2 separate regions of the Homo sapiens genome follow, and region 1 is linked to region 2. A link is an interaction called in ENCODE POLR2A ChIA-PET data of the cell type or tissue named here. Cell type or tissue: HepG2. All regions are shown on one strand. Each heading gives the region's core, and the rest is flanking DNA. Links, peaks and the distances in the headings are about the cores only.

Region 1 (10,055 bases), core at 2,056-10,055, 1.0 Mb before region 2:
GCTCTAATCCAATATGGCTGGCGTCCTTATAAAAACGGGAAATTTGGACACAGAGACAGACATGCACAGAGGGAAGACAGCCATATAAAGCCGAGGACTGGGGTGATTCCTGTATAAACCTGGGGACACCGAAGATTGCTGGCCAACCACCAAAAGCTAGAAAGGGGCAAAAAAGGATCCTTTCCCTAAAGGCTTCACAGGGCACATGACCCTACCAACACCTTGCTTTCATACTTCTAGCTTCCAGGGCTGTGAGACAATACATTTCTCCCAGTTTGTGGTACTCTAGTAGGGGAGCTCTAGCAAACTAATACAATGCTCCAGTACCAAACTGTTTAATTATAGATTTGTGATATTTCAAAACACCTGGTCATGCCAATCTCAGGGAGGATATTTTTAAGATGAAAAAGATTAGATTCAATGGAAATGCTGAAGATTAGAATCTAAAACATCATTTTTAACATTGATTTTTTTTGAGACTCAGTCTCGCTCTGTCACCCAGACTGGAGTGCAGTGTGCCATCACAGCTCACTGCAGCCTTCACCTCCCAGGCTCAAGTGATCCTCCCACCTCAACCTCCAAGTAGCTGGGACTACAGGTACACACCACTATGTCTGGCTAATTTTTTGTTTGTAGAGACAAGATCTCACCATTTGGCCTAGGCTGGTCTCGAACTCCTGGGCTCAAGCAAGCCACCTTGGTCTTCCAAAGAGTTGGGATTATAGGCACGAGCCACCCTACCTGGCCTAATTTTTAATTATTTAGAACACTAATCAAAATATATTCTTAAAATGGGTATATTTTATTGCATTTTAATTATACCTCAATAAAGTTGATTAAAAAGACAATAGAAACAACAGATTCAAATGTATTATATACCAAAATGTAGCAAATGGAAACCACTACCAGTTGGTACTTTATTGTATGTTGCATGGTTTATGTAAACTTTGGACTAGAGCTCTGCATATATTTAAAATTCTGGTGGAAGTCTCATTAACTTATGCAGGTGGGCTGTTACACTAATATTTCAAACAATTTAGGCTAGCACTCATATACTTGTCTAAAACTGTGCAAGTGAATACATTCTTATATTTGCAGGCCATTCTCAAGCACAACCTGGGTGAGGCTCTGTCATTGCTTAATGGATCAGCTGTATAGTAACAGCAGAAGATAAAACATGGTGAGTTGTGACAATGTAATGTCACAGACAATTTTCCTATTTAAGGTTGTTGTTACAGTTCTGACTTTGGCAAGCAGAATGGTTTCAATAGAGCAATGTGGGGCTTACTATATTACCATGCCTACAGGAGCAGTTAAAGCTTCATGAAAGTAATTGAAAGACTAAATTTTGGGCTCAACATTTAAAACAAAATCAATTAGATGGTTTAGAAGTATTTTATGAATATCCAACAGAGACAGAAATGGAGGTTTCTAATAATTAAAAGTGTTGCTGGATGTGTCAAGATATACTTGAAAAGTGTTTTTTAAAATTTAAATTGGCTGCCAACCTTGTTCATCAAATTCCCCTAAGGCAACACAATAATTTAGGAATGGAAGCAATTGTTAGCGATTCATTATTAGACCAAAAATTCTTACTGTTTTCTGACCTCTGGATCCTTTCTTTTATACCAGACTGAAAGATGAGCTATTCAAACTTTCATGTGTGCAATAACTTATGTAAATTAAGTGATTTGAAAAAAAGACATTTTAAAAAGCTTGGCCTAATGGGCATATACAGATTTCTGCATTTAGCAATGAGAGAATGTGTGTTCTTTTCAAGCACACATTGGGTATTTACATTAAAAAAAAAATCTTGTACTAGGCCATAAGCAAGTCTCAACAGATTGCAAGGAAATCTCTGACAACATAATGTTATGAAGTTAGAAATTACTAACAAAATGGGAAATAAAAAACTTTATATATCTGGAAATTTAAAAGTATACTCCTGAAGGTAATGAAGTAGCTCAAATTAGACTACTTATCTTCCAAGAACAACTAGAAAACCTGTAAAGACATAAGAAACCTTTATCTTTATATAAACTTCTCTCATATAGAGAGAACTTCAGAGGCCGCCAAGACTTGAGGGGCCAAAATCCTAGAGAAGAGGGAATCACAGAGGTTAGTTGACATTCTATAGCCACTTTCCCCCTCGAGGCATTTGCCCACTATGGGTATGGGGTGAGAACTGAGGCAAAGGGTCTGGACAGAAGGGCTACTAATAAGAGGCAGAATTTTTGGCTGTCCTGCAGGGCTAGAAAGACACAATGTAGAGGTTGAGGGGCCAAGGTCCCGGGGAGAAGGGAGAAGCAGTGAACTGATCCCATACAAGATCAATTTCCCTCTCAAGATATTTGCTGATTTCTGAAATGGCTTAAGACAGGAGGCAAGCAGAAAGTCTCTGAAATACGGAGTGTATATTGTTTGGCAATCTTGTGATGTTGAAGAAGCAAGGACTGTAGTTAAGAATGTTTGTGGGGTGGCAGGAGAGGAGCTCTGAAAAAACCCCCAAGTTCTCTATTGCAATTTCTGGACCTTATTGCAATTAGTGTCCCTGCTGAACTGCATTTTTATCCTTTCCTGTTAGGATTCTCTGAGCTCTGTGGTAACTCCACACCTGCATTTCTCAGGATCCAGCCTTGGATAGGAAATGCCCCAAACTGAGCCAAGGCTGCCTTGGCCTTGGCAAGAAGTTAAAGCTCGCCAACCTCATGTTTTCCTTAACTCAACAGTCTTCATTCCAGTTGTAGTAATCTAATTAGCAGCACATGGAACTGTCCCCCTTATTCCACCTCATGTGTCCTATCAGGAGGTACAAAGGTAGTGTAATAAATAAAATCGGCATTCTAATAATACCTAGCGTATCATTTATGTTACCTTTCCCCTCTTAGAAGTACCATGCGTGCTCTTTGACTGATGTTACTAGCCTAAAAAATCATTACTTTCCCTGGCTGAATTGCCATTTGCAATCATGCCATAATTTAGTAATTAAAATCTATTTGTAAGCTAACCTCTTTTCTATTTGGCTCTCTGTGATAGCTAGCAAATGGTCCCAATGATCCTTGCCTCCTGATATGCATCTCTTGTGTCAGTGACAACATCAATTGGGGCTGATTTGTGCAAACAGTAGAATATTGTAGAAATGACAGTGAGTTACTCTGGAGGCAAGGTCAGAAAAGACACTGTGGCTCCACCTTGCTCTCTCTTTGAGCATTTTCTCTGGGGAAAGTAGTTGCTATGTTGTGAAGATATTCAAGTAGCTTATTGAGGAGGAACTGAGACCTCCTGAAAACAATGAACGACATGTGCATGAGCCTCCAGAAGCAGACCCATCAGTTCCAGTCAAGCCTTCAGATAAAGGCATCCTTGGCCAACATCTTCACTGCAACTTCATGAGAGAATGAGCTAGAACTACTCAGCTAAGGTGCTCCAGAATTCTGGACACATAGAAATTGTGTGAGATAATAAATATTTGTTGTTTTAAGCTGCTGAACTTTGGGTTAATTTGTTATGATGCAATGAATATTATTAATACACTGTCTTATTTTCTTGTTTGAATTCCTGAGTTCTTTCTCCCTTTTTCATTCATATGGGTATCAATGCAATTGAGTTCTTTCCATGGTGCACATTTCTGTGCATTTGTTGAGCACTTTTCTTCCTTTTTTTTTTTTTGCCACTGGCTATTTCAAAGAAGGATTCAGTGTTTGAAAGATCCTTCTTTAATACTGGTTCATTCTTTTCCCAGGATGCAGCCTAAGGAGTTTAATTTGCAGTGTTAAACATGGCCTTGGAGTCTGTCCCTTTGGAGAGCATACCTGATATGGTTTGGCTGTGTCCCCACCAAATCTCATCTTGAATTGTAGTTCCCATCATCTCCACATGTCGTGGGAGGGACCTGGGGGGAGGTAATTGAATCATGGGGGCAGTTACCCCCATGCTGCTGTTCTTGTGATAGTGAATGTGTTCTCAGGAGATCTGATGGTTTCATAAGTGGCTTTCCCCACTTTGCTGGGCTGTCATTCTTCTCCTTCCTGCTGCCATGTGTAGAAGGACATGTTTGCTTCCCCTTCCACCATGATTGTAAGTTTTCTCAGGCCTCCCCAGCCATGCTGAACTGTGAGTCAATTAAACCTCTTTCCTTTATAAATTACTCAGTCTCAGGCAAGTCTTTATCTTTATTAGCAGCATGAGAACAGACTAATACAATACCTGAAGGGGTTTCAGGTGCTGATCTTGCTCAATCATTTGTGAAAGCCACACAATGGAAGCAGTTTATTTTGGTTTAGAGATCAAGGTTGTATTTTTGCTAATTGGTGAGAGGAGTAGTGGGGAGGCTTTGGCTGTCAGAAGTAGATTCTTTTTTGCTGATCCATGGAAAGTGACTTTCCTTTCCTGGCCAGAGCCTTTCAGATGGCTTTTTAAATGGTGTGTTTTCAACTAAGGATGTGCGGTTGAGAGTCAAGATGTTGGAGAGGGCTTTTGGCAGACCTGCAGGCACTCTGATAAACTGTCTTTCCTCCAGAATTTTCAGCAGCACTCTGTTGAGTTCATTTCATGAATAACAAGAAATGTTTGCCTAAGTTATTCACTTTTGATGGTTGGGAATATTATGTTCATTAGGATCAACATGTTTATTCCACCCCAGCCTCAACATCTGAACTTTCTTTTTTTTTTGACAGAGTCTCGCTCTGTTGCCCAGGCTAGAGTGCAGTGGCACAATCATGGCTCACTATCAGCTCAGGTGATTCTCCCACCTCAGCCTCCTGAGTAGCTGGGACTACAGGTGGGTGCCACCAGGTTTGGCTAATTTTTTGTATTTTTTTTTTGTAGAGAAGGTGTTTCATTATGTTGCCTAGGCTGGCCTCGAACTCCTGAGCTCAAGAGATCTGCCCACCTCAGCCTCCCAAAGAGCTGGGATTACAGGCATGAGCCACCATGCTTGGCCTGGACATCTTTTATGTGAAGAGAGGGTAGGTTCTAATCTCCAGCTGATCTTTATGCTCTTGATGTTTTGGGGCTGTGATAGGCTTGATGGCTTCCTGTGCTGAAATGCTCTTGCATCATCCATTGAAAATGAGAGCTGCTTTTCACTTAGGGTGACCTGGGGTCAGGCACTATGCTAACTGATGTACCTGCATTATCACATGCAGCCCTCTGTACACCTGTGTAGTAAACACCACTACTGTCATTTTGTAGGTCGTGAAGCTGAGGCTGTGACAGGTGAAGTGATTTGTCTGAGGTCATGTAGTTGGTCAGCGAATGGACAGAGAACTGACCTCAGGCTGGTGGATTCCAAAGCTAGTACTTTGAACCACAGCATGACGAGGCCACCCCTACTTGGCCATAACCTTTTTGCTGGGACAGGAGGTGGAATACCAAAAGCAACAGAACAGAGTCCACCTGCTAACTCGAGGTGCTGAACACCAGCGTCAGTCCTCCTGGCAAGACTCTCGCCCTCCACACCCATTCATAAAGCCGAGTGTGGGTGTGTGACATCAATGTGACATCCTGTGAGACACCTGTGTTTCACTGGCTACAGAATCATCCTCCATTCAGTTCCACTTGTAATTAGCTCAAGAAACAAAATTGTGAAAAGGCACAGGGAACATATGTCAGCCCATTTCCTCTTTCCCTTGGCTGGAAAATGGTGATTCTGGCTGAACGACATCTTAAAAATATTTATAACCATAGAATGTGAGTGCTACAAAGGCCTTTAGCGCAAACCCCATTTTGTAGATGAAGAAAACTGAGGCCCAGAGAAGGGAAATATCTGCGTGTTATCAGAAGACACTGCAGTGTAGTAGTGACAGCTAATTTGATCAAAATCCCAGTTCTTTTACTTACTGGCTGCATGACCTTGAGCAAGTCACAGAATGTCTCTAACTCTCAATTTCCTCATCTGTAAAATGGGAATGATAATATGACTTGGTGCAAAAGTAATTGCGGTTTTTGCCTTTTTTTTTTTTTTTTTTTTTTTTAATGCAAAAACTTCAATGCCAAAACCACATTATTAGGTTGGTGAAAAAAAAAAATTAGCTCATGCTGAAATGAGCTAAGACTTTAGGGGACGGTTGGAAAGGCATGATTCTACTGCCTTTCCAGTGTGCAAAATTACTTTTGCACCAATCTAATAATACCTGCCTCACTGCGGAATCATGGAGATTGCATGAGCTTATGTGTGTGTGTATGTGTGTGGCTCTCAGCCCCGTACTCGGCACTGGAGAAGTGCTCAGCCAGTATTAGCTCAGGTGCTTCCTACTAATCCTCCTTCATTCCCTCTTCCATTCCACAGCCTTGCCTTGGAGTGAGGCAGCCATGACACCTAAGGAAACTGCGGTAGAAAGCTCATGTTCCCCTCTTCACAATCCCCACATTCCAGAATCTGGGGACCTGGGAATTGCCCCCATTTTGTTTTTAAGGTTTCCATAGAAGCCAGGGTCACACATGCTGCTTCACCTTTGAGGACACCTTTGGTTCTTCTACTTATCTAACTAAACATGCCATCATAATCACATGAATATTTATATAATTAAATTTATTATAAAGAATAATAATGGGCATACATGGAGTGTGTTCAATATGCCACTGTGCATGAGTCTTCCTAGCAACCTTCTGAAGCAGGTTCTGTTTTTATCACCCCCATTATTCAGATGAAGAAACGGAGACACTGAGAGGCAAAGTTAACTTGCCCAAGGTCGCTGGCTGCTAAGCGGCAGTGTCTAGATACGGGCCTGGAGCTATATGATTTTGGAGTTACAGTGCTTCACTCTGTCAACTCAAATAGCACGCCTTTACTGTAAGCTCTTGCCCTATTTAAAGAGGATCATTCTCTTTTTCTTTTTTCTTCTAAAATCCATGTTGACTTTACAAGTTTTATGGGCAATTATATTGTTTCCCAGTTGTTGATTCTTGGGTGTGGGTGTGGGGCTGGTGGTTTCTCTTTAGATGAAATGGGAGATGACTGAGGCCTACTAGTTAGCTTCAGATATTTGACAACTGGAATTCTTTGCTGCATTCTTTCTTTACTTTGAACAACTTTGGTCTCAGATGGAATAATTTATAGGTTTTTTAATGGTTTTTTTTTTTTGGAAAATTTGAGGGTTGGAGGTGATGGGTGGAAAAACAGGCAGGGCAAAGGAGAAGGTCTTGAGTTTTGAGTCTGGCCTCATTTAGAAGACTCTTTTTGCACTGTCCTTAACATTTTGGCTTTCAAGTTTTCTCTTGTTCGTGGTTTTGCCCTGTCTCTGTTTATTTTGTGACTCCTGGCTAAGGGGGTGTTTTCTCAAAAGGGAATTATCCACATTGAATCTTGTTCTGGCCACGTGTTGACCACCTTCTCTGTCAAGGCCTTCTTTGTGCAGAGGGGCTGAGTGTTTATTCTGGTTAACATGGATGCCGTATAAAAGTGATCATTAGGTGGGACAGGGGCAGAATGAGCTTCATTAGAATAACCAGACATTTGAGATGTAATCCCCATGACAAGATGTTTGTCCTGGCACCAGAACCACTTCATCAGAGGTTTAGGATATAGGATTCTAATGTGGGCGACTGAAGCACATCACGGTTCCTGTTGTTTTAGTCAGAGCTAAGGAAACAAAACTCAAGGTGGCCTAAATGAGGGGGGTCATTTGAAGGCGAAAGCAGATTATCATCACACTGGAACACAAAGAAGCTTGGGCCTCGCAGGAACCGGAGTTGGACTTTAGGGGCGCAAGTCGTGCTCTCTGGTTCTTGGTCAGTGCAGGGGTTCTCTTTTCCTCCCATTTCTCGGTAGCTGCATGATCTTCTCTGAGCCTCAGCTTTTTCATTTGTATAATGGAGCAGTTGCAGAGTGATTAAGAGTATAGACCCAGAAACGGAAGGTCAATGTTCATTCTTGTCATCGCCACTTCCTAAACTTTTGGCAAATCACTCAGTTTGTGCCTCAGTTTCTTCATTGGTGAAATGAACATTGCCAGACTCTGGGGGTGTTGTGAGGTTTCAGTGGATTAACAGCTCTCAAGTACTTAGCACAGCGCCTGGTGTTCGGCAATGTTCAAGCCAGATTAGCATTGTCTGTCTCTTGTGACTGGCTTCCTTTGCTCTCACAAGGCTGAAAATAGCCATAGCCAAGAGTAGTATTAACACTACTAGTAATAATAATAATAGCTAATAGTTATTGAACTTTTGCTATATAAGCATTTTATAAACACTTTCATTTTATCCTCATAAAAATCACTTCGGAATAGTTACCTTTATTATCTCCACATTACAGATAAGGAAACAGGTTCAAGGAGACCAAGGAACTCACTTAAAGTTACACAGGCAAATGAGACCCAGACCCATTTCGTGTGACTCACTTGCCCACTGTGGGAAGACATGATCTTATCCATTCAATGGCTGCACTACCTGATGGTGTGGTTCACCGTTCTCAATCTTGGTTTCTTAGTTCAAATTCTTGAGAAAAATGTGATGGACCAACTTATCCTACAGATCTTTTTTCCTCAAGGGTTAGGTGTGAACCCTTGGATTAGTCAGGTCGGGCCATGTGGTTCCAACATAGTAGTCTCAACCACACAGGGACTGCAAGCTTTTCCCAGAAGAGGAAGGCAAGCAATAAGAAAACCTTTCTATAATGGACCCCCATTCAATCCTAAAATTGCTTCAGTATTCTCTCCAGAGGGTTAAGGTGCTGTAGGTATTACTGTCTGCCTTTCTCCCACTGAGCTTGGCTTGGGCACCAGGGACCTTTGCTGGCAAGCTCAGTCCTGCCCGTTTCTGGAATCAATCTACCCAGCTCTGGCAGTACATTGGGTGCCCTGTGTCTGCCAAGGGGTGGGGTCTGGAAATTAGTCTGGCAGCCCTAAGTAGCAAGTACCTATGTGTCCACCATGTTGGTTTCCTCCCACCTCTTGGTAGTCTTTCTTTTGGTGTTCTTGCCTGCTTGTTGGAGGTATACTCCACCTCTGCTCTTGATAGACCCTTCAATAAGCCTGACTATTTGCCTAGCATTTTCCCTTTCTCCCCACTGCCTGGGGCCCCAGCCACCAGCTGACATCTCCCCTCAATCCATACATACAGCTGTGAAGCACAGATGTGTTCAGGGAAGAACTCTTTCTACCATGACTCATCCGCCTATCAAATCAGGCCCCTTTGCATATATATTTTTAACTTTTATTATGGAAAATTTCAAACACACACACAAAATATCCAGAATCATATCATAAATCCTCATGCACTCGTCAGCTGGTTTCAACAATGACTGAGTCCTGGCGAAACTTGCTTGATCTGTACTTCCATCTAATCTCTCCCAGTATTATTTTGAAGCAAATTCCAGACATCATATTATTGTATCTGTGAATATTCCAGTGTACATCTCTAAACTATTAGAACTATTCATTTTTAACATTATCACACCTAAATATAGTAACAATGATTACTTAATATCATCAAATTATCTAGCCAATTTTTTTATTATACTTTAAGTTCTGGGGTACTTAAAGTATATGTGCAGAACGTGCAGGTTTGTTACATAGGTATACACAAGCCATGGTGGTTTGCTGCACCCATCAACTTGTCATCTACATTAGGTATTCTCCTAATGCTATCCCTCCCCTAGCCCTCCACCCCTGACAGGCCCTGGTGTGTGATGTTCCCCTTACTGTGTCCATGTGTTCTCACTGTTCAACTCCCACTTATGAGTGAGAACATGCGGTGTTTAGTTTCCTGTTCTTGTGTTAGTTTGCTGAGAATGATGGTTTCCAGCTTCATCCATGTCCCTACAAAGGACATGAACTCATCCTTTTTTATGGCCGCATAGTATTCCACGGTGTATATGTGCCACATTTTCTTTATCCACTTTATCATTGATGGGCATTTGGGTTGGTTCCAAGTCTTTGCTATTGTGAATAGCACAATGTCTGGCACATCAGATAATTCAACAAATGGTAGCTATGAATGCTATGATCATTTATAAAGATCATAATGCCTTCCACACCCAGGGCCAGTGCCATAATTGGGCTTCTTAATACCTGCCCTACCCAGCCCTGACTTCTGTGGGACAGGAGAGGAAGGAGCTC
Region 2 (10,267 bases), core at 1,377-9,376:
GGCAATGTTCTGCCTTCTTGTTTCAGCTCTCATACTGTAAACAAGTATCCTTTTTACTACTTTGATTTGCATTTCCCTAAAAACTGATTATGTTGAACATCTTTTTATGTGCCTATTGGTCATTTATACACCTTCTTTGAAGAAATGTCTATTCAAGTCCTTTGCCCATTTAAAAATTTTTTTTCTTGTTGTTGTTGAGTTGTAGGAGTTCTTGGTATATTCTGGATACATACATATATCAGATATATGATTTGCAATTATTTTCTCCCATTCTATAGGTTGTTTTTTCACTTTTTTGACAGTGTCTTTTGATGTACAACAGTTCTTAATTTTGAAAGAGTCCTATTTGTCTATTATTTTCTCCTGTTGCCAGTGCTTTTGGTGTCATATTCATGAATTATAACCAAATTCAGTGTCTTGATTTCCCCAATGTTTTCTTCTAAAAGTTTTATAGTTTTAGCTCTTAAGTTTAGGCCTTTAGAGTGAGAATTTTGTTAGATGTACAATTCTAGATTGATATTTATTATGTGTCACCATTTGGTGGTGGAGATATTTATTATCTCCCATCATTTACTAGTTTATTTGTTTGTTTTTATTTTTTTACTTTAGGCAAATATTTCACCTCCTTCTGCCTCAGGTTCCCTGTCTGTAAAAATGGGGTTCATGCCATGTACCTTATAGGATTGTTATGGGATTAGATGAATGATGTATACCGTACCTTGAATGGCACAGAACCATTGTAGTTCCTTCACAGGTGTTCTGTCTTATCTCTCTAGGTACTTTTAAGATATTCTTTTGGCTTTTGTTATTCTGCAGTTTTCTTTATGATATGCCTTGGTGTGAATTTCTTTTATTTTTTTTTTGCTTGGTATGTGCGTGTTCCTGCTACCCAAGGATTAATGTCTTTAATCAGTTCAGAAAAATTCTCAGCTATTATCTCTTCAAGTGTTGCCTATTCTCCCTTTTTTCTGTTCTCTTTTTTCTATTATCTTTGTTCCTTTACTGCATTCTGTGCGATTGTTTTTCTAATTTAGCTCTTAGTTCATTTTCTATTCAGCCATGTTCAGTAATTGAGTTTTTTGTTGTTTACTTTTATAGAAGTCTTTTTCACATATTTTTGGTAATTTATTGGTTTTGCATTTTATGATGAAAATTCTGAAACATTCAGAAGAGTTAGAAGAATGATTTTGTGGTCACTTTGATCATCTTATTTTGTGTGTTTTTTTTATTTCTTCATAGATTTACATAGCTTTTTTTAATTCCATATTTGATAACTGTATTTTAGCATCTAGAATCTAATATGCCATTAATTATCAGGTGGACCACTATTTTTATTTCCACTAAGAAATAAAACACATCACCAGTTAAATTATGACACAGTGCTAAGATGTATCCCATGTTCAGGATGGGATACAAAAGTAAAAAAAAAAAAAAAAAAAATTCCAATCAGTGAAATATAGTAATTCCAGTATCTAATGTTCTAAAGCTGCTGAGTTAGTTGTTTTTGATTACTCTTACTCAAGATAGATTGGTTCCTTGTGAGTTTAGTGATCTTTGTTTATGAACTCATATTTAATTGAGCTCTGATCCTGGGTGTTATTCTAGGGATACTTTCTTTTGGGGATATGTATTTTCTTTTTCAGGGAATAGTGCTGACCTGGAACTTCTAAGTCTTCTTACATGATTCTGAGGATTATGAGTTTCAAGTTCACATCCTTCATCTTGTCACTGAACTCTGATTTAGTCTCCAGGTCCCTAAGCTGATATCAGTATTTATTCTCAGGGCAACTCTGCCATTTGGGTTTGCTTATTGCTCCCTACTCCCTACCATGGCTTCACCTCATTTTTAATATGTTTTATCCAGAATCTAGTCATATTGTAGTAACCAGACTCCTCAGAGAATCCAACCCAGTATGCTGCAAGCAGCAGAGGTCCCTTCATTTTCACAGTAGACTTGAAGCTTCATGAGGACAGAGACTGTATCTTTCTTGTTCATCTTACTAAACTTAGCAACTAATAAGATGCCCCAGATATAATGTTCATCACATATTTGTTGTAGTAATGAATCAATTAATTACATGTTCTAAAATAGTTTACTTTAAAGCCCCCTTTGAATTCTGATATTCTTTCTTCATTTGCTGTCTTAATCAGTTAACAGTGCCATCTACCCATGCTGCTGAGCTACGAACCTCTATGTCACTCCAGACTCTTTCTGTTCCTTCACTCTACACATCAGGTTCATCAAATCATCAAATCCTGCCTGTGCCACTTCCTAAATATATCTCTAATTTACTTCCAGTGTAACTGTTAGAGCACAGGCCTTCAACTTCAGTGTAACCTCCTAACAAGTGTCTCTGTTCTTAGCTTCACCCCAACTCCATTCATCTTCCACAGTGCTAATAAAATTATTTCAACACACAAATATGATCTTCTCACTCTTGTACTTAGGCTATTTGAATGGCTCCCTCTGAAAGCAGTGAGGTCACTACAGTGAGATGTGATGTGGTTAATGGAAGATACCAAGTTAGGGAATGATGTGTCAGCCAAATCATCTTTTAGGAATTTAGAGTCTATGTTGTTGGTGACAATTCTACTTATGAGATCAGTCTTTGTGGTTGTCACAGAGGGATGATGGTATGGTTGATGGAAAGAGGATGCCAAGTTTCCTTAATAACTAAAGATATGGTAACTTAGGGATATGGGTGTATAAAGCACTAGCATGCTCCTAATTAGGGACACTACTTTCTGAGTCCCCTGGAATTTTCCCAGGAGATATGTATCTGTGAATGATACCACTGGCCTAGAATGAAATTTTGCAAAGCCCAAGACACTTCTTTTGTTATTCTGATGGTTATTCATTTATTTTACCAATTTAAACAAATATCTTTAATTTTTTTAAAAGTGTTATGATTTTTAAAAAGTAATGTTAGCAGTAAAAATAATAAATATTGTAAAATAGCAGAAGTCATTCTTAGTAAACATTTAAAAAAATAGCATAGCAAAAAGAATTTTAAACAAAAAGATTTGCAGTGAAAAGTGACCCACCTCTGACCCTCTTTTCCCTCTGACTCAGTTCCCCAGTTCTCCTTTCCAGAAAGTCACTTTTCCTATACTGTCCTCTATCCTTCCAGAGACACTCTATGCATATACAAATATCTTTATTAACTGGCAGTTTAAAGTTAAACCATTGGAAGCTCTTGCCCTGAAAACTATTCAGGACTCTGTGAATTTATGCTTAGTGGGGCTTCCTTGGGGATCATTGTCACAGGCAAGTTTGGAGTCAGGTTTTGCAAGTTCAGAAGAAGTTATATAAAGGTGTGGTTTGCTGTCATTAGTTTGAAACAGATTTTCAAAGCAGTTATGTCCGAGAATGTTATTTGACCATTACTGCCAAGCCCTTTGACTTAAGGGGGAATTTAATCAGTTAAATGTGTCTGTTGCTGCAGAAATTGACATATACCTGTTTGTGTATGTGCTTTTTAGTTATGAGAAATTGCATACACACCACTATATATAATGTGTGTGCATTAAGTCTCATAAAGCAAATACTTGTATATTCCCATTCAGTTTAAGAATGAACACAGCGTCAGTACATTTGAATCCTCCATGTGCCTTCTCTTGTTCTTGGCTGCCCCTCCCATCTGTCTGGAGGCTCTGGCCATGTGCCTGCCTATTCACTTGGTACAAAGCAATCCCAACACATTCCTGAGCATTCTCTGTGTGATTAAGTGAAGCACAGGTCCTTTTCCCAGGAGCATCCGCAGCAGACCTGAGCTTCAGATGTAGGTTTCAAAGTTTTTAAAGCATGAACTCTCAGTTGGAATCCCAATATTAAAACAGATAAAAGTTGAGCCTTTCTGGTTGAGGTGGGACAGAGGGGTTCTCTGCCTCCTTCCCCTTCCCCTGAAACTCCTCCATGGAATTCATAAGCACAGTTTCCTCTGTAGAAGGATGTTTAGATTCTTTCACAGAGCCTGCAGGGTCCTTGATGATCGTGCCCCTCTGTGCCTTTCCGGCCTCATCTCATGCCAAAGTGAGGCACTTACATCTTCTCAAACATACCATAATGCTCTTCTATCACTATTCCTTTGAGTTATGCCTTCTACCGAAGCTGCCCCTCCCTCATATCCCTTTCACCCTCTCTCTAAAGAGGAGCTCCTCCTTATTCATCTTTTGAGCCCTCTCTGAAACTGTGACCTCCTAGGTGCAGTTAGTTGCTCTGTCTTCCTTAGGCCAGTAACAGTTTATTCAAGTCTTTATTTGCATGCTAAATTAACATGTAATTCTTTACTTCCATGCTTCTTCCCCCTTTTAGATTGTAAGCTCATTGAGGAAAGGAACCATTTATATTCATCTCGTTATTTCCACATATGTGCAGGCCGATATTTGAATAAGGAGAAGTTGCTCTCATGCAGCCTTGCAAACTGCATTCCAGCAAGAGACACAACCAAGTTCACATCTCCTAAGGCACGAATGAATTTAGGGACTGGAGGAACTGATAGAGGGTCAGTGTGGCTGGAGTGAGTGAGGTGTCAGGATGGTAAGAAATGACACTGGAGACCCAGGTGGAGGCTGGATCATCTGGAGCCCTGTGTGCCATGGGAAGAGACTTGGCATTCTACATGCAGCAGAAGACCATTGAAGAGTTTTAGTCAGGGGAGTGACATGATCTGATTTTTAGTTTAGAAAGATCTGATGTGGAGATGAACAGGCGAAGAGTGGACCGGCTAGAAGCTGTAGCAGTTTTCTAGATGAGAGATAGTGCGGCTGGGATGATCACAGCAGATAGTACCACAACTAAAATTTAAAAACTAGAATTATGAAATTATAGTAACTTTAGGTTCTAGAAAAAAAAATTAGCATCAGGACTACTGAGGAAGCTCTGTTTGGTTAATGGCCACTACTTAGCAGTTTGGTTTTTGGCCACCTTCAGATTGACCATTGTGCAAGGAATTATGGGTATCCTCACCATCAATCCCATTTTTACTATTTTTTACTTCGGAAAAACCATGGTGTTAAATGAGTCCATTAAAAAAAAGTTGATTGTTTAGAGGAATAAGGAATGGAGTAAGGAGGGGGAAAGGAGAGCTGATCCTGTTGCTTAAAAAATTAGAATTAAAAAGAGGGTTCCCATGTGCAAGAAAACATAGCTTTATAAACAATGTAAAGACATAAAAGGTATTGTGTTAGCAAAAATGTGTAAAAACAATAGCTGCTAATTTCACACCCCATGGGATGAGGGAGCATAAATGTGCTTCAGCTTTAGATAACAGAGTTGTCTCCACTGGCCAAGCGGGTTCACAGAGCTTTCCTTCAGTCTTGATGCCACAAGAGGGTTGGCAGGCCAGCCGCCAGTAGAGGTGTTAGCAAAACCTACCGATTTCAGGCTTAATCTTTCACCTACCTTTTCTTTTTCGGTAATGTGTTCATTATTTGCTGAGCATTACTCTATTCTTTGTCTGCAAATTTTTTGTTTCTAATGCAGCTTGCTTTGTATGGGTGAGATATGGAATGGCACCAAAATCCGGCACCCTGGAAAGCCAGGGATTTCTACCCTATGACAAAAGAATGCCGTCTTGACTTCAGAGATTGCCTAATCCCAGCTGTTCTGATAATGTAATTAAGGCTGCCTAATGTCTTTAATTTTGCAACCAGTTTGTGTGAAAAGGAGAATTTGGCACTCTGTAGGCTTAAACACTAAATAGCAATCTCAAGACGCCTAATTAGAATTCTCTGACATTAAGCTAATTGGTGAAACTGTATTTCAGCAGCTTAACTTCTTTATTAATTTTTTTAGCATTTTCATTGAAAATCAATTGATGAGCTGTCAGCATTTTTCCCTGAAATATGATTTGCTCTTTACTCTCCTGTCTTAAACAGGCTGAAAGGCCTTGTGCTACCAAGGTATTGAATATTATCACCAGCATTCCTTCCCTTTTAGTCATTTTACTTTTGACCTAAATAATGTGGTGTATTGTGTGGATGGCCTTGTGGTTTCTCACTGCTCTGTGAACTTGGACAGCATTTTTTCTTTTAAACTGAAATTTTAGGAGTAGGAAAATTTAATAATGAGGCAGTATTTCTGTTGACTGTGTTCTTACTTTTTACTTCTTTAGTACCAAGGACATTTCCTTGTGTTTGAATCAAGGGGCTACAATAAATTCAGCTGGGATCCAAAAAAACTTTGTCATAATTTGAGACAAAAGTGTCTAAGTGTAAGGGACTAATTAAAATAGAGCTGAGCTTTTGTTGTTTAGGTTAAGGGCATTCGATTCTGTTCAGGATGCTTATTCAAGTTCCTTTTGCCAGTTTCCACAGGAAGTTGCTGGAATAGGCTTCTTCATCCCCTCTCACCCCTCTGCACCTGCTTCCATTCCCATATTCTTTCTTTCCAAGAGTGAAACTGCTGGGTCTCACTGTAAGAAAGGATTAAGCTCTCAGAGGAGGAAGTTTTCTTTTTAGAACACTTCTGACATAGTAAATTCAAATCCAAGATCCAGGCTTTTCTATCTGAAAAGGTGGTTTTAGTAGAAAAGTGGAAGGACATGTCTTAACTTTAAAGAAGGAAAAGCATGAAATCCAGTTCCACTTAGGAAATTCCTTCTTTGGCACTAGCTAGAGGAGAAGATTCATTTGCTTTGAATACCTTCTTCATTCTGAGTCAAAAAACTACCTATCAGAAACATTCAGGAATATAGTCAGTATGGAATCTGGAAAATCTTTAGCTTAAACATACTTCACTGAACCTCAGAATTCTTTAAGAAATTAATTAGTATAAATATGCCCCCCATATTACTTTAATGTTTTGTTATTTAACTTAGATCACAAATATATTGAGCTTTTTTCTTCCACTGCAAAGAAAAAAGATGTGTACAAAGGGAAAAAACTAATAGAATTAATTGTATAGGAGTATTTAGTATGCATAATATCTATTATATTACTGAAGAAGTCTACTTTTTTTTTATTTATAGTGAGCCAGATATTTAGTTTTGCTTTTTTTTTTTTTTTTTTTTTAATGAACTTGATATAACTGGCATTCTGGTTATGTGTTACTCTGTTACATGCTATCTCAAAATGGTGGCTTAAAACAACAACCATTTTATTATACATACCTCACAGTTTTGTGGGTCAAGAATTCAGGCAGGACTTGGCTATTTGATTCTTTTGTTTCACATGGTGTTGATGGAGGTTGGTTGGTTGATGTTCTGCTAGAGGTTGGTGGGAAGGGCTGGAAAGCTAGGCTCAGGCGTTTCCAGAGTTGTCACATTCGGTGGCTCAGGAATCTAAGAGTAAGTGTTTCCCATAGACAAGAAACTGTGTGACCTTAGTGACCTAGACTGAAAGTCACAGCATCACTTATGTTTATTCTATTGGTCAAATAGTCCCCACCCAGATGTGGGGCAGTGGGGCACGGGGGTAGGGATGGACATGGGCCACACCTCTCAATGTTTGCTTCAGGGATCAGCCAGAGATTTGGGCAAAGTTTATATATATAGTTTGGAGTTTTCTTCCTTGGGTTCTCTCCTTTATGGAATTCCCCTTCACCTTCCAGCTACTCAAATCCAGTAGTTCAGATCTTTTTCTTCTGTTTCTTCAGTCCAGTAAGACTGCAGGTCTTTCTCTGAGTTTCAGCTTCCCAGTGTGGCTTGGACCCTTTTTATTAACGTGGCCTACCCTTAGGTGAAAAGCCTTAAAAATGAGATGTGTACCCAGTGCCATTCACTCTCAGTGTCCTGCTTTTGGACACTCCCTAGTGCCTTCAAAAAGTTTTTAAATGTTTTGTCCAGAATTTATGATTATTATCTGCAGATGAATCCGTCTGATAGGACCTACTCTACCAATTCGGGAAACAGAGCCACCTAGTCTGTTTTCATGACTTACTGTTCTATCCCGTTGATTTGGCTTCCATAATCACTGTTTTAAAATATCACTGTGGTTTAATAGCATTTATAGGTAATTTTTAACATAAAAATTTAAATGTTACATTTATATGTTATGAAGGGTACAAATAAAATGAACAACCTCAAGGCCACTACTCAACAACTAGACTATTACCAATAGCATTTCATTTACCTATGTACCCCCTACTCCATTCTTCATTTTCCCCTACCATCCTGAACTTTTGCATTTTTTAATTTCTTGATTTATTATATCATTTACATCTTTAATTTTAAAGTTTTAAAATTATTTATTACAGTATAAGCTTTGCTTACTTTTGAACTTTATAGAAATAGATCCATATACCGTATAATTTCTCTGCAATTTTTTTCTTCTTTCAACATTAAGATGTGTCTATATTGTTGCATGTTACTGTAGTTCATTTTCATTTCTGTTTTCCATTGTGTCAAGATGTGATACAGTATGATGAATACCACTTTATTCATTCTACTGATCAAGGACTTTGTATTGTTTCTCCCCATTTGACATTAAAAAAAAAAACACAACAACACTGGCATTCTTATTTATATCTCCTGGTTTCCATATGCAAGAGTTTCTCTAAGGAGGATTGCCTAGTCATGGAGTCAGAGTCAAGTTAAATTTTTACCTGAACTGCAGAATGTCACACTAGTTTGCCAAGTATTTCTACATTACGTTGTATATGAATTTCTGATGAGCTCCGTCCCATGACTTACTATCAAACTTTTAAGTTTTTGTCTAATAGATGCAAAATGGCATCTCCTTGTGGTCTTAATTTGCATTTTCTATATTACTAATGAGGTTGAGCCCCTTTTCATGTACTTATTGACTATTCCTGTTTTCTTTGCAATGTCTTTTGGGTTGTTCCCATTTTTGTTACTGATTTCAAGGAGATTTTTGTATATTTTGCTTCCTAATTTTTTGTTATATGTGTTGCAGATATCCTTTTCCAGTCTAAATTCTTGTTTTAATAACTTTATATATATATATATATTTTTTGAGACAGAGTCTGGCTCTATCGCCCAGGCTGGAGTGCAGTGGCATGATCTCTACTCACTGCAACCTCCACTTCCTGGGTTCAGGTGATCCTCCTGCCTCAGCCTCCCAAGTAGCTGGGATTACAGGCATGCACCACCACACCCAGCTAATTTTTGTATTTTTAGTAGAGATGGAGTTTCACCATGTTGGCCAGGCTGGTCTCGAACTCCTGACCTCAAGTGATCCACCCGTCTCAGCCTCCCAAAGTGCTAGGATTACAGGCATGAGCCACGGTGCCCGGCCAACTTTATAGTATTTTAAAGTGCTACTAATTTGTGCTTTTAGTTGCAGCCATTTGTCAACTTATCTAACTTTTAATAGTGCTTGATATGGTTTGGATCTGTGTCCCCACCCAAATCTCATGTTGACATGTAATCCCCGATGCTGGACGTGGGGCCTGGTGGGAGGTGATTGGGTCATGGGGGTGGTTTTTAATGGCTTAGCACCATCCTCCTAGTGCCATTTTCTTGGTAGAATTCTCATGAGATCTGGTTGCTTAAAAATATGTAGCATCGTCCCCTTCTCCCTCTTCTTCCTGCTCTGGCCATATAAGACATGCTTGCTTCCCCTTTGCCTTCTGCCATAATTGTAAGTTTCCTGAGGCCTCCCCAGAAACTGAGCAGATGGCCAGCATCATGCTTCCTATACAGCCTGAAGAACCATGAACCAATTAAACCTCTTTTCTTTATAAAGTATATAGTCTCAGTTGTTTCTTTATAGCAATGCAAGAGCAGACTAATACAGTGCTCTTTATTTTTTAAACTTGTGTGTTTAGTATTTGTTCTTTTGTTCATCTGGAATGAAGTAAGGAATCCAATTTCATTTGTTTTCTAAATGGATAACTGGTTGTCCCAGCTCCATTTATTGTATAGTCTTTCATTTCCTCGCTGATCCAAAATGCATCTCTATCATATAACAAGTTTTATTGTATGTGCAGATCTTTTCTGGACTCTTTGGTCTATCCATTGGTCAGCTTGTCTATGTATTCATTAGTACCTTTACCTTTTTTAGGAGTGTCTTGGCTATTTCAGGGTCTTAGCTTTTCCATATAAATTTTGGAATTATTTTGTCAATTTTCATCAAAGTAAGTCTTCTAGGGATTCTAATTGGCATTGCATTGGAACTGTAGATCAATTTGGAGAAGATTCGTAATCTTAAAATATGTAGGCTTTTTATCCATGAATATTTTCTTTTCATTTATTTTGGTTTTCTTTGATGTTTTTCAATAAAGATTTATAATTTTATTCATGAGGGTCTTGCACCTCTTTCAGATTTATTTCTAAGTTTTTAAGGGTTTTTGGTAGACATTTTA

Evidence for each region. Peaks named below come from ENCODE experiments on the same cell type or tissue, not always from the same donor. Only the 100,000 strongest peaks of a DNase experiment are listed, where the experiment ranks them.
Region 1: POLR2A ChIA-PET joins it to region 2 with 9 read pairs; 1 of 35 experiments calls an interaction of 5 or more read pairs at or near these places.

What each region holds. Positions count from the first base shown.
Region 1 is chr12:105,394,534-105,404,588 of GRCh38, forward strand. LOC105369957 (a long non-coding RNA gene) reads left to right here. Exons shown (of 3, transcript XR_945302.3): 2 at 1,099-1,180. Among named protein-coding and RNA genes, the nearest start is that of C12orf75, 69 kb to the left of the region's middle. In HepG2, for the core only: no CTCF peak of the experiment used is centred there; a DNase peak (open chromatin) is centred at 5,288.
Region 2 is chr12:106,412,802-106,423,068 of GRCh38, forward strand. All of the region lies in intron 12 of POLR3B (RNA polymerase III subunit B), which reads left to right. Among named protein-coding and RNA genes, the nearest start is that of POLR3B, 60 kb to the left of the region's middle. In HepG2, for the core only: no CTCF peak of the experiment used is centred there; a DNase peak (open chromatin) is centred at 5,940.